Regions from separate parts of the Homo sapiens genome. Here region 2 is linked to region 1. Evidence: chromatin contacts called from ENCODE Hi-C or POLR2A ChIA-PET data. All regions are on one chromosome and are shown on one strand. Each heading gives the region's core, a stretch centred on a gene start or an enhancer-like site at or near the end of the contact. The rest is flanking DNA. Distances are from core to core; before and after follow the strand shown.

The links. Hi-C counts contacts between places; a loop is a spot of excess contacts on that map. ChIA-PET counts read pairs that join two places held with the same protein, here RNA polymerase II (POLR2A). Pooled maps may share reads with other maps.
Region 2: a loop to region 1 is called in a map of IMR-90, with 2.3 times the contacts of the local background. The contact joins the enhancer-like site here to the promoter of BNC2-AS1 in region 1. A Hi-C loop is called at or near these places in 4 of 168 maps with a recorded cell type or tissue (IMR-90, PC-3, chondrocyte and 1 more) and 2 of 50 pooled maps. POLR2A ChIA-PET finds 5 or more read pairs at or near these places in 3 of 52 experiments (AG04450, H1 and WTC11).

What each region holds. Positions count from the first base shown.
Region 1 is chr9:16,724,719-16,729,523 of GRCh38, reverse strand. BNC2-AS1 (BNC2 antisense RNA 1) reads right to left here and starts at 2,710. Exons shown (of 3, transcript NR_151723.1): 1 at 2,569-2,710; 2 at 2,418-2,493; 3 at 2,000-2,209. BNC2 (basonuclin zinc finger protein 2) reads left to right here. Exons shown (of 7, transcript NM_017637.6): 3 at 1,527-1,727. RefSeq lists an enhancer at 2,626-3,127.
Region 2 is chr9:16,822,807-16,828,186 of GRCh38, reverse strand. All of the region lies in intron 1 of BNC2 (basonuclin zinc finger protein 2), which reads left to right. Among named protein-coding and RNA genes, the nearest start is that of BNC2, 45 kb to the left of the region's middle. Within about 2 kb of position 3,271, at least 3 of the 41 ENCODE cell types and tissues checked have a DNase peak (open chromatin) inside an H3K27ac peak, as active enhancers do; they include IMR-90, where a contact is called at or near this core.

The DNA of each region.
Region 1 (4,805 bases), core at 1,461-3,960:
GATGTCGGTTCTAGAGGGGAAGGCACATTTGTGTCAACATAGTGTACGTTTTCTCATCTTTTCTCATTGTCCACTAATGACACAGAGCTGCCATTGAAGCTCTTTTCTGTTTCTTTTGTTGTTTCAGAGAGTAAGGTTTATTGTTATTCTTGAGTTAAGAAGGAACAAGGAGAGTGGTACATTTGTCCTCGATATTTGTAGGTGGTTGAAGATTAATGTTCCTTACATGTTAAGTTTAGGAAGGATGGCTTTTTCCTGCTGACTACTTTTATGAGATGGCATGAATTTAGCTTTCCATTTTGAACTTACTGTTTATGTACAGTGCATTTTGTTCAGTGCTGCTTTTCCATAAATAAGGCAGACAAATACTATCTAATAAATAGGTGAATAGTTTTAAGACTTGTTTAATTAAAAATACGACATGTTATCAAGGGTGTATTTCATCAGGCAGGAAAACGTTATAGAATTTTCCACAGAGATCTTGAATAAAAAATGGAGTTTTTATATTCATTACTTTTTGCCTGAAATGGGACAGGCTTTTTTTGTTTATCTTTTTCTTTTCTTAACGATTTGAAAGGATATTGCAGATGCTTCATCTAGGAACTTTAACAAAGGATTTTTTTCTACTTCTGAGCTTTAAGAAAAGGTATACTTTTTTCCTTTGCCATTCAGTTTCTCATTAGCTAACATCCAGTTTAGTAATTAATAGCCTGAGGTACTAGATATTAAATAGTATATATTTATATTTGGCAAATGTTTATTGTGCATCTTCTATGTTATAAAAACTGCTAGGCTTATTTGCTTACTCTTTAGAGTATAAGGTCACATCTCTATGTACGTTATTTAGGAGTTTCTATGTGGTTATAAATAGCCCAGCACATACGAGATGACTTTCAGGAGCTAACATTTAGACCATAACTGAGCCAACTTTACATTCTCTTACAGCTGAATATTTTACTTTCTTCAGTGTAATTAAAAAAAAATTTAAGTATCACAGTTTTACAAATGTTAAAGCCAAAGACTGGTGTCAGATATTATGTGTTATATCAGAAAGCATTGTTGAGAAAAATTCCCGGGGAAGGGCCCTAGCTTCCCCTTGCCCTGTGCACCGTGATTGTGGTGCTGCCTGGAGTGTGCATAAGTGTGTATCTATCTGTATATCTGGAGAGGGGTTAGTGCAGGGTGTCATTTGGTGCCTGACAGTGGAACAGTGCAGTTGACTCTTAGCTCTGCTATCCAATGACATGCAGTGGCTGAGAGTTTGAAGCTGATGGTTGGGTCTCCAGTGCCGCCTGCACACCTGACAGGCAGCTGTTAAACTGAGCAAAGGCAAGCTTGGGGAGTCACAATCTATGCATAAATGATAGGGATATCTGTGCAGAAGGTGCGAAAGAAGCTCTGACCCCCTCCCTCCCCCAAATCTCCCCCTTCCCAAATGAAATGCACAGTTCAGCCAGCTTCTTAACTACACTACACTCCTGCTACTGGCTGCCAAGAGGCTCAAAAAATCCACCTTCACTTTTCAGTCAGAAGAGGCAGAAGTGGATGTGAGAGAAAGAGAGACACAGAGAGACAGAGAGCCAAAGAGGGCAAGAGACTTGACTTTAAGAGACTCCTGTACTGACAACTCCATGCAGTTCGGAACCAGAACGACTACGGCTGAACCAGGGTTCATGGGGACATGGCAAAACGCTGATACTAACCTCTTATTCAGAATGTCCCAACAGGTAAGTTACTTTCTTTCTTGATTTTTTTTTTCTTTTTTTTAAGAAACCTTGAATTGTTATGGGCACTTTTGTTTCTGGTGTTTTTCTTTCTAAATACTTTTTAAAATGTGGTCACTTCCTAGTTAGGCTCTTGTTTTGTCATAACTGTGTTACTGGAATGTGCAGGGTTACTTCATGGTTTCCCTAAGGGCGTCTTAAAAGAAAAAGGGGAAAGGATACCGAAGTAAAAGAAAGCAGAGACATTGTTGAAAAGTTTCACAGTACAATCTGGGTCAGGGGAAGACTTAATTTATTTCTTTGTTTTCTGTTGAGAATGAAAAAAGCCACCTCCCAACAAATGTATCTATCAATATGAATCACTTCGTCCAAAGTGTTTGCTCTCTCGGAGTAGGTTCCGCAACCTAAAAAACAGTCATCAAATCTCGGGGCCCCTCAGAACAGCCCTACTGACTTCATGTGGCTGGAGGCAGCTTCGTTCAGACCTGAGAAGAGAGACGAGGCTGTGCAGGCTTGGCTGCCAGCGCCGAGGGTTGCTGGAGGAGTCGGCGTGCGTGGCGGGCTGTGCTGCTCGGTCCTCGCTCCTCCGCTCCGCTCCTCCTTGCCAGCCAGCCCTCTGCGCCCGCCCCTGCATTCCCTTCGCCGGCTCCGGCCCGCTCTCCCGCCCGCCCGCCGGCCCGCCGGCGCACTCACTCGGGCGCAGCCTCGGCGTCTTCCCCAGAGCCGCTCCTCCGTCCCGGCCGCGCTGGAGGCGTTCGGCTTGCTGGCTCTGCTGGGAAAGCCGACGTGGTAGCGCGAGGCCATCGGTTACTGATAATTAATCACCGGAGCCGGCGGCTCGTACCATGCGCTCCGTGATACGCGCCCTGTGCGCCGGTCTCCTCTTGCACAATTGCTGGCTCCTTGGCTCCGCGGGGGAGCGAGGGTGAGAGGAAGCGAAGGGGACACAACCCAGAAACTTTCATCTTGGATTGTGCTCAAGTGAGGGAGGGAAGTTCCCTGGTGCCTCCCTCCTAGACACGTCTTGCTTTTCCAAAGCCTACACCAAACCCACACAAAGCAAGTTAGTTTGATATTATCATCCACACACAAAGCAAGTTAGTTTGATATTATCATCCACACAGCACGAAAGTACTATTGACAAATATACTTGGATTTTAAGTTGACGGCGGTTATTAAGAAATGTTGTGCCACTCAAGAGGAAAAAAATACTGCAACTGCTTTTTTTTTTTTTTTTTTTAAAAAGCTTTTGTTTGTAAGAGTTCACGAAAATTAAATACTTTGAGTTAGATATTTAAAGTTGTTGATAATAAAAAAAAAACAATTTGCCAGGCTATAAACTACTACAAGTTTAGAAATACATTTGCAAGCGATAATACCTACAACCAGGGTTTTGTAGCATTTAGCTAGAGAACAGTTTTAGCACACAATTCTAAATAGGATAAATGCATTTGAATAAGGTATATTTTGACATATCCTGTAGAGGGACCCTGATTACTGCTGATACAGTAAGCTGGGATTTAAATGCAATCAACATCAACCCAATAAGTAACTCTTCATGTGCAATTTCCCATTCTTTCAAGTGAAAAGTTCATTTCCACACAGAGATGCTCCTTGTCACTGCAGAGCGCTGTGAGAGGTGTTTTCCGCGACGCATCCCTGCCTGGGTGGCTCTCGCGTGTTGGAATGCAGTGTTTTCGCTAACCTTAGTACCAAATAACTTGTGCTTCACTTTTAAAACTAGATGTCACCTTCAGGGTTTTCCTTGAGTTAGTGGAGGTCGTGTGTGTGTGTGTGCGTGTGTGTGTGTGTGTTAGAAGGGAAGATTGGCTTACGTCTCCCTCTAGCTAGAAAAGAGTTAATAAAACCAGATAGAGATAATGATCAATTGATAAATGGCTATTGAACCACATAGATGGTGTTAGATTGCTTATTTGGCACTAGCCCATTTCCAAGTAGATTTGAATCTAAGGAGATTTTGTCATGGAAAACATTTTAACTAAAAAACAAATAAAGTAATATAAATGATGGGTCAGAATTAGGACAATTTATGATGTCTTTGATCCAGCTGTCTGACTGTGTGGATATTTTGTGTGTACCTGTGTGTGCATATATGTGTAATGGTGAGCATCAGTGATTATATGGAGAGAATAGAAATATAGGGAACTAATTTATGCTTAATGGATGCTATTAAAACTGTATAATATTATGCTATTTATGAAATAGAGTAGTACAACAAAAGGAGAGAAATCACAGTTTTAAATATGTTTTCTTTTTTTTTTGGTTTTGATGTAGTTAGCAATCACTCCTATCCCCCCAACCCACCTTTTTCTGTCATGGTCACTGAATGTTTACCTCTTGTGCATTTTTGGAAAGCATGTAAAAGAGGATATGAGCTTGCATTTTTTTTCTCTTCAAGATGACATTTTAGTTTGTATAAATATTACATAACTTAAGTTCAAACTATGTGAGTGAAAGTATGTGTGCTGTTCATATTTAATATGTTTGTTTTTCTTACCTGTAGTTCATCAGCAATGCTGATTCAGCACGTGTGTGTGTGTGTGTGTGTGTGTGTGTGTGTGAGAGAGAGAGACTTATTGAAATTATATCTCTGATATCTCTTGAAGCCAGCCATTTAAACGAGTATTACTTTCAATATATACAGTTACGCTAGTTTTTGTTACAGGTAAAAGTTTGTCCAGTTTAATCAAATATGTAGAATTCTGTACATCTCATTGCTGAGGCATAAAGAGGTTTCTCTAGATTATGATTATTTTATTTCTAAGTAAAATTTACTTAGCTTATGAAATGAATAAAATTTATTGGGTTATTTTTTTTAAAGTTTTCTTTAATAGTATAAAAACTAATATTTTCCTGATTATTTATTTAGACGTTTGAAAACTCTGACTAGTAGGGCTGCTATAAAAGGTTTCAAAACTGAGTTACAGATAATTTACCATCAGTATTTAACTATAGAGAAAATTGTGGGAAATGTCCATGAATACTGAAATTTAATAATCTAGTTTTATGTGTTCTATTAGTAAACTAGGAAGTAGGGATACAAAAATCTTTGTCTTTTGT
Region 2 (5,380 bases), core at 2,022-4,521, 98 kb before region 1:
AAGCTACTCCATTTTTATCACATTTTAAGTAGCATGCAGATGTCTGGTTATGTCTGTCAATTTTTTTCCTGAGGTACTTTTTACATTTTGTGTAGGATTTTGGATGACTTTATAGTGTGAACATATCATTGCAGACATGGAAATTTAGACCTGAGATCATTTAGTGTTAGTAGTAGAAATACTGCTTTCAGTTTATAATGGATATATAAGGTAATTCTATAAAGCACTGCCATCTTTGATCACTTTATGAAGAATACAGACATGCCTCAATAAATGTTTTTTGGATGAATGGGCATATCATATGGATTCAAACAAAATACATGTTGCCATTAATCATGAGTCTGAGATTTATAAATTATAGGGGCCCATTTTCTTTTTTGTTTTTGTATTCCTGTACTGTAATTCAGTCTTGAAAAATGTAGCCAGCTATACATGTTTCACACTTCTTCCCATATGTACCATGATACTCTTTTACACACGTGTGCACATAGAATCTCTTAATCTCCTTTTCTTGTTCTTTCACCAGTACTCACAAATTCCACTCCTTTGCACGCACCCCATTTTTAGGTTGAGACCCAATGCACTTAAGTCACCATGAACAACAAAGTTTATAGTTTTCCTTTTTGATCGAATTACTCATGTGTTGACTGAGTTCTCCGGATTCTAGGAATATGACAATGAGTGACAAGTAGGAGAATCAGAGCTGGACTCACCCAAGCAATTGTCTTCATCTTTCTCCATCAGTACAATACCTCTTTCCTCCACTCTCAGTCAAATTCCTGTTCAGTGGGTCCCACTGAGGCTGGTCGCAGCTGCTCTGGAGTACCTGCTCTCAGGAAGACTAGAAGAACACTGAAAGGTCACATAATTACATGTGAATTTAATTCACAGAGACCTGCTTGTCGCTTTTCCATGTGTTTCTCCTAGTTACACATTATTAACTGTGGTGCCTTGTAGGGCTTCAATTACTTGGGCAAATATGTATCGTGCAGAGACTGAGCACAAGTTAGAATGCTGAGAGTGGTTATAAAATTATGTTTTCCTCTCCAGATGTAACTTTACAGTAATTAAACCTAATGCAATGTAAGCATTATAGTCAGTGCTGTGGTAGCTATCTCCAAGTCTAATTGGTAACATCGCTTAAATCATAGCACTTATTGCTGGTTATCTGGGAACTGGAATAAACCAAAAAAGTTACATACATTAACCTTTGGTTTTTCTGCATCAGGTGAAGTGGATAGCTTGTCCCTTCATCAAAATCTGTCATCTGTATTATATGGAATTTTGATAGCATTTAGAAAATTTTTTTCTTATTTAGATAGCTCTGTGTATTCATCCATCCATCGATCATCCATCCATCCATCTATCCATCCATCATTTCATCTGTCTTTAGGCTATTTTCCATAGTTTGTTGCCCTGGATTTGGAGACTTGATCCAGCACAGAGCTATTGTCCACTTGGGTTATTGGGGTTTCCCTTTCTAAGTAGATGATCAAAATCCATGGTGAAAACATGCTTGCCTTCCATAAAGGGCTACTTGTTTACTATATTTCAGTCATTTTTCTGCCAAAAGTAAAAAGTAAAAGAGTCCAAAAGATAGAAAAGAATCTCAAGTTTAAAATTTTCTTTTGCATTTATTATACCCAAGAATATGGCAAGCAGCTTAATTTAATCAAGCAGCAAGAGTGCCAGACAGTTTTCCTGCATGTGAGAGCTAAATAAATAGTGGACCTCCGTATGGCAGTGATAATCGCAACTTAGAGGGTTTTCTCAGTTGTGAAATGTTTGTGTTAAGGATGACTTTTTTGTTGTTTTTGTTACAGTCTGACAGCTGAAGATGCTTTTAAAACCTTCTAGTTACTTAGAGCAGAGCTATATGGCACAGGCTTGGTGGTTCTAAAAGGCAGGTCCTATCCATCACAGAAACAGCAAGTCTCTGGGTTATGGGGGAAGATTGAGCGGGGGGGAGTGAAGTAAGGAGAAAGGGGGGCTGTTGTGTCCAGTTTACATTTGTCACCAGTGACTAGCTTTTAAAAAATGTGTTAGCTGTGCATGGTGGTAAGTAAGATCCAGCTGCAGGGGATTATGGCTTTGAGTGGGTCGGGGAGCTTGGAATGCATTCAGTTCCATCAGGGGATTTGTGTCCCTCGTCATCAGCCTTAACATTGCTAACACAGTAAAGATTAGGAACAGACCAGTGTCACCTGCCCTGAACTTTGAAAAACCCTGGAACCATTAAACAAAGGGGTTTGCTAGTTTAGAAAGTGTCCCTTCTCTCTGTCCAAAGTGTTTTTCAAATGACACATGCAAAAAAAAAATACAGTTATGCTCAGGTGAAAGACTGTCTGTGGTTGAACTATTTTCACAATTTAATGAACATGTCACAATCATAATTTCTAATGAAAAACACCTTCCACAAATAACGTTCAGTTAATGAACATTTTTGTGAAGTGATTTCCAAATCAAAATGAAGAGCCAGTAGTTAGGAGGGAATGTTTCTGAGCTTTAGTCTCACTCCATAGGAGAAAAAGATTTTGCTTGGTTTGGGTGACCCTCCCCTCCTCCTCCTCCCCAGGAAGAAAGTTAAGAGAACACCACAAAGGTTTACTTTTTTCAGGGATTTTGAAATTCAGCATACATGCCAGCAAGCAGTTTAGAGGCAGGAAGTCTTTTCTAGTAGTGCAGTCATGAACTGGTAAACTAGAAGCATCTGTAAAAATTTAGAGGGAATATCAGCTTTCTCAAAGCTCCAGCCCAAGTGTAATGAGGTGCAAATGATAGCACTGCATAACCCTTCCCCACCCCAATTGTGGAATGAGATATTGAGACAAAAATAAAGAGGAGAATAGGGATTTCAGAACTCTACTGTACTGAAATAAATTTTGATTTTCAGATGAAATGGCTTTTGGGTGACTAAGGATAGCCCCAACTTTGACGGTTGATGAGTAGAAAATAAATGATTTTCAGCTCAGCATCTCTAGGTACCATCTTTGAAAAGTGGTTGCATTTGGGCTGTGAGTGCATAAATGACATACCTCCTCATTCGGCTGAGTAAATTAACGAGAATTTTTAGTATAAAGTAAACTTCCACTGATTCGTATCTTTGGCAGGCACCTCTCTCTTTACAGAAAGAAAAAAAAAAGAGGGGTAAGAAAAAAGATGTGATTTGTTTGAAGGAACACATCTGGGGTGTGATCTGCTATATCTTAACACCAGATGGCAGGTTTAGGCTGACAACTAAACCCAGTTTAGCCTGGTCAAACCGTATCTTCGTATGTCCTTTTCCCCCTCCCCTCCCAAACAATCTATGCACAGGAAGTAGAACAATTATTTGCACTCCAGGCTAACAGTCCTCTTGTATCTGTGGCTTTGGGTTCTCTTTCACTGTGCCTCTGCTGTTTATAGACAAGTTTGGCTTCCCTTGGCAACCCCTGAAACAGGTTCCCTCTGTGGCTCATACTTTTTTCAGAGGTATGTTTTGTCGAGGCAGAGGTGTGGTGCCTTTAGGTGGCTGGTGCTTGTCATGACAGGCATGGCATTAGCTGGGCCTAGCAGTGACTAGAAGTGACAGCATTGGTTCGAGGTGCCTGGGGGCCTCTCAGTCATCACTCCTGCTGGAGCATTGAGAATATGAAAGCACCTGAGAGCACCACTGCTTATCAAGGAGATAACAGTTTGGGAGAACAGGGCCAGGAGGTGACTGAGGACAGGCAAGTGCCTTTCCCTCCCTTTATTTTCTTGTAGTAGATTTTACTTGAAAGAGTGTCATATATGTGGCCTTTAGAAAGAAGGCATACAAACAAGCTTTGTCCAGGGCCACAAAAGAAGGGACCTTTGAATTTCCAGAAGTTTCAAGTCTTTTAATTTCTGTCATTAGACTTACAGTTTCTTTGTGTGTTGTATCATAAAATGACCAAACATTAAAAAACCAACCAAAAAAAACCCTTTAACACTTCAGGGAAAAGAGTCAATAAATAGTATATTATCCTCCTCACTGTCGTTAGACACATTACCTCCTTAGTGATAATGGTAGCGGTCACAGCCTATTTTTATGACTGATTATCAAAGGACCATGTCAGAAGTTTCTTATCACTCCTAACCATTGGGTTCCTTTGTAGATTTTCCAGGAATTAGTTTTAGATTCTCACTACTGATTAATGGACATATGTGTAATCTATGCAAAGAGCTACAAAATGTATTCATTAATCCATTCTACAAACTAAGATTAATTATAATTGTCTGTAGGCATCTTATAAGGTCACAATTCTAATATAATTTGATAGGAGCTGTTAGGGATTTGAATGAAATTTCAAAATCACCTCCACAGAGAAGGAAAAAGACCTTTAGAGAAAGTCAGTGAATGTTTTTATTGGGCAGAGCTTGAAGTTACTTCCTGAGATTTCTCTTCTTTCATAGTTCTGCTTTCTGGGTAGTCAAAGATCACCTGTTTAAAAAAGAAATAATTCCTGGATACCAAATGTTACTATAGTTATCAACATGAAGGCAATCAAAATTTTTCTGAGTAGATTTTAAATTGTTTTTGTTAAGTTACACATTTCAGTTGTAATTCTTTTTTTTTTTTTTGAAACAGGATCTCACTCTGTTGCCCAGGCTAGAGTGCAGTGGTGTGATCTCAGCTCACTGCAACCTCTGCCTCCCAGGCTCAAGCGATCCTCCTATCTCAGCCTCTCAGGTAGCTGGGAACACAGGGACATGCCACCACACCTGGCTAATTTTTTAATTTTTTTTTTTTTTTTTTGTAGAGACAGGATCTCACTATGTTACTCAGGCTGGTCTTGAACTCCTGAGCTCAAGTGATCCTCCCACCTTGGCCTCCCAAAGTACATGAGCCACTGTGCTTGGCCTGGCAGGTGTAATTCTTACATGTCACTATAGAACTATTTTATATATAATGTTTGACCTATAAACTTTTCTACTTGCTATTTTAGAAAAAGAATTTGTTGGTTAGAAAGTCACTGAAGAGAGTTTAATAAGAGTACTGTTTGTTTTTTAATAAACTATTTACTGTGGTTCTTGTAAATAAAACAAAGCAACTTAGTTAATTCTATTCAGGAAACTTAGCTCAATTTCCTAGTATGAAGAAGACTGATTTGATAGCTTGGAGTAGTAGAGACCTAATATGGTTTCAATCATTGTGTGGAGGAGGACATTACATTGATGAGACAAAACCATTTTCTAGGTTCTTGAAACTACTTGACCAATTACAGTAATTTGAAGGGGGCACTTCCTAAATAATATTAAGTTCAATTCATAGTATGAACTTTTGAGTTCAAGGCTTCTGTAATTTTTCTTGGCTTAAAAAAATATTCAAATTTATAGAATAGTAATGATGTTGGAACGTTTGATTAGATTTTAGTGT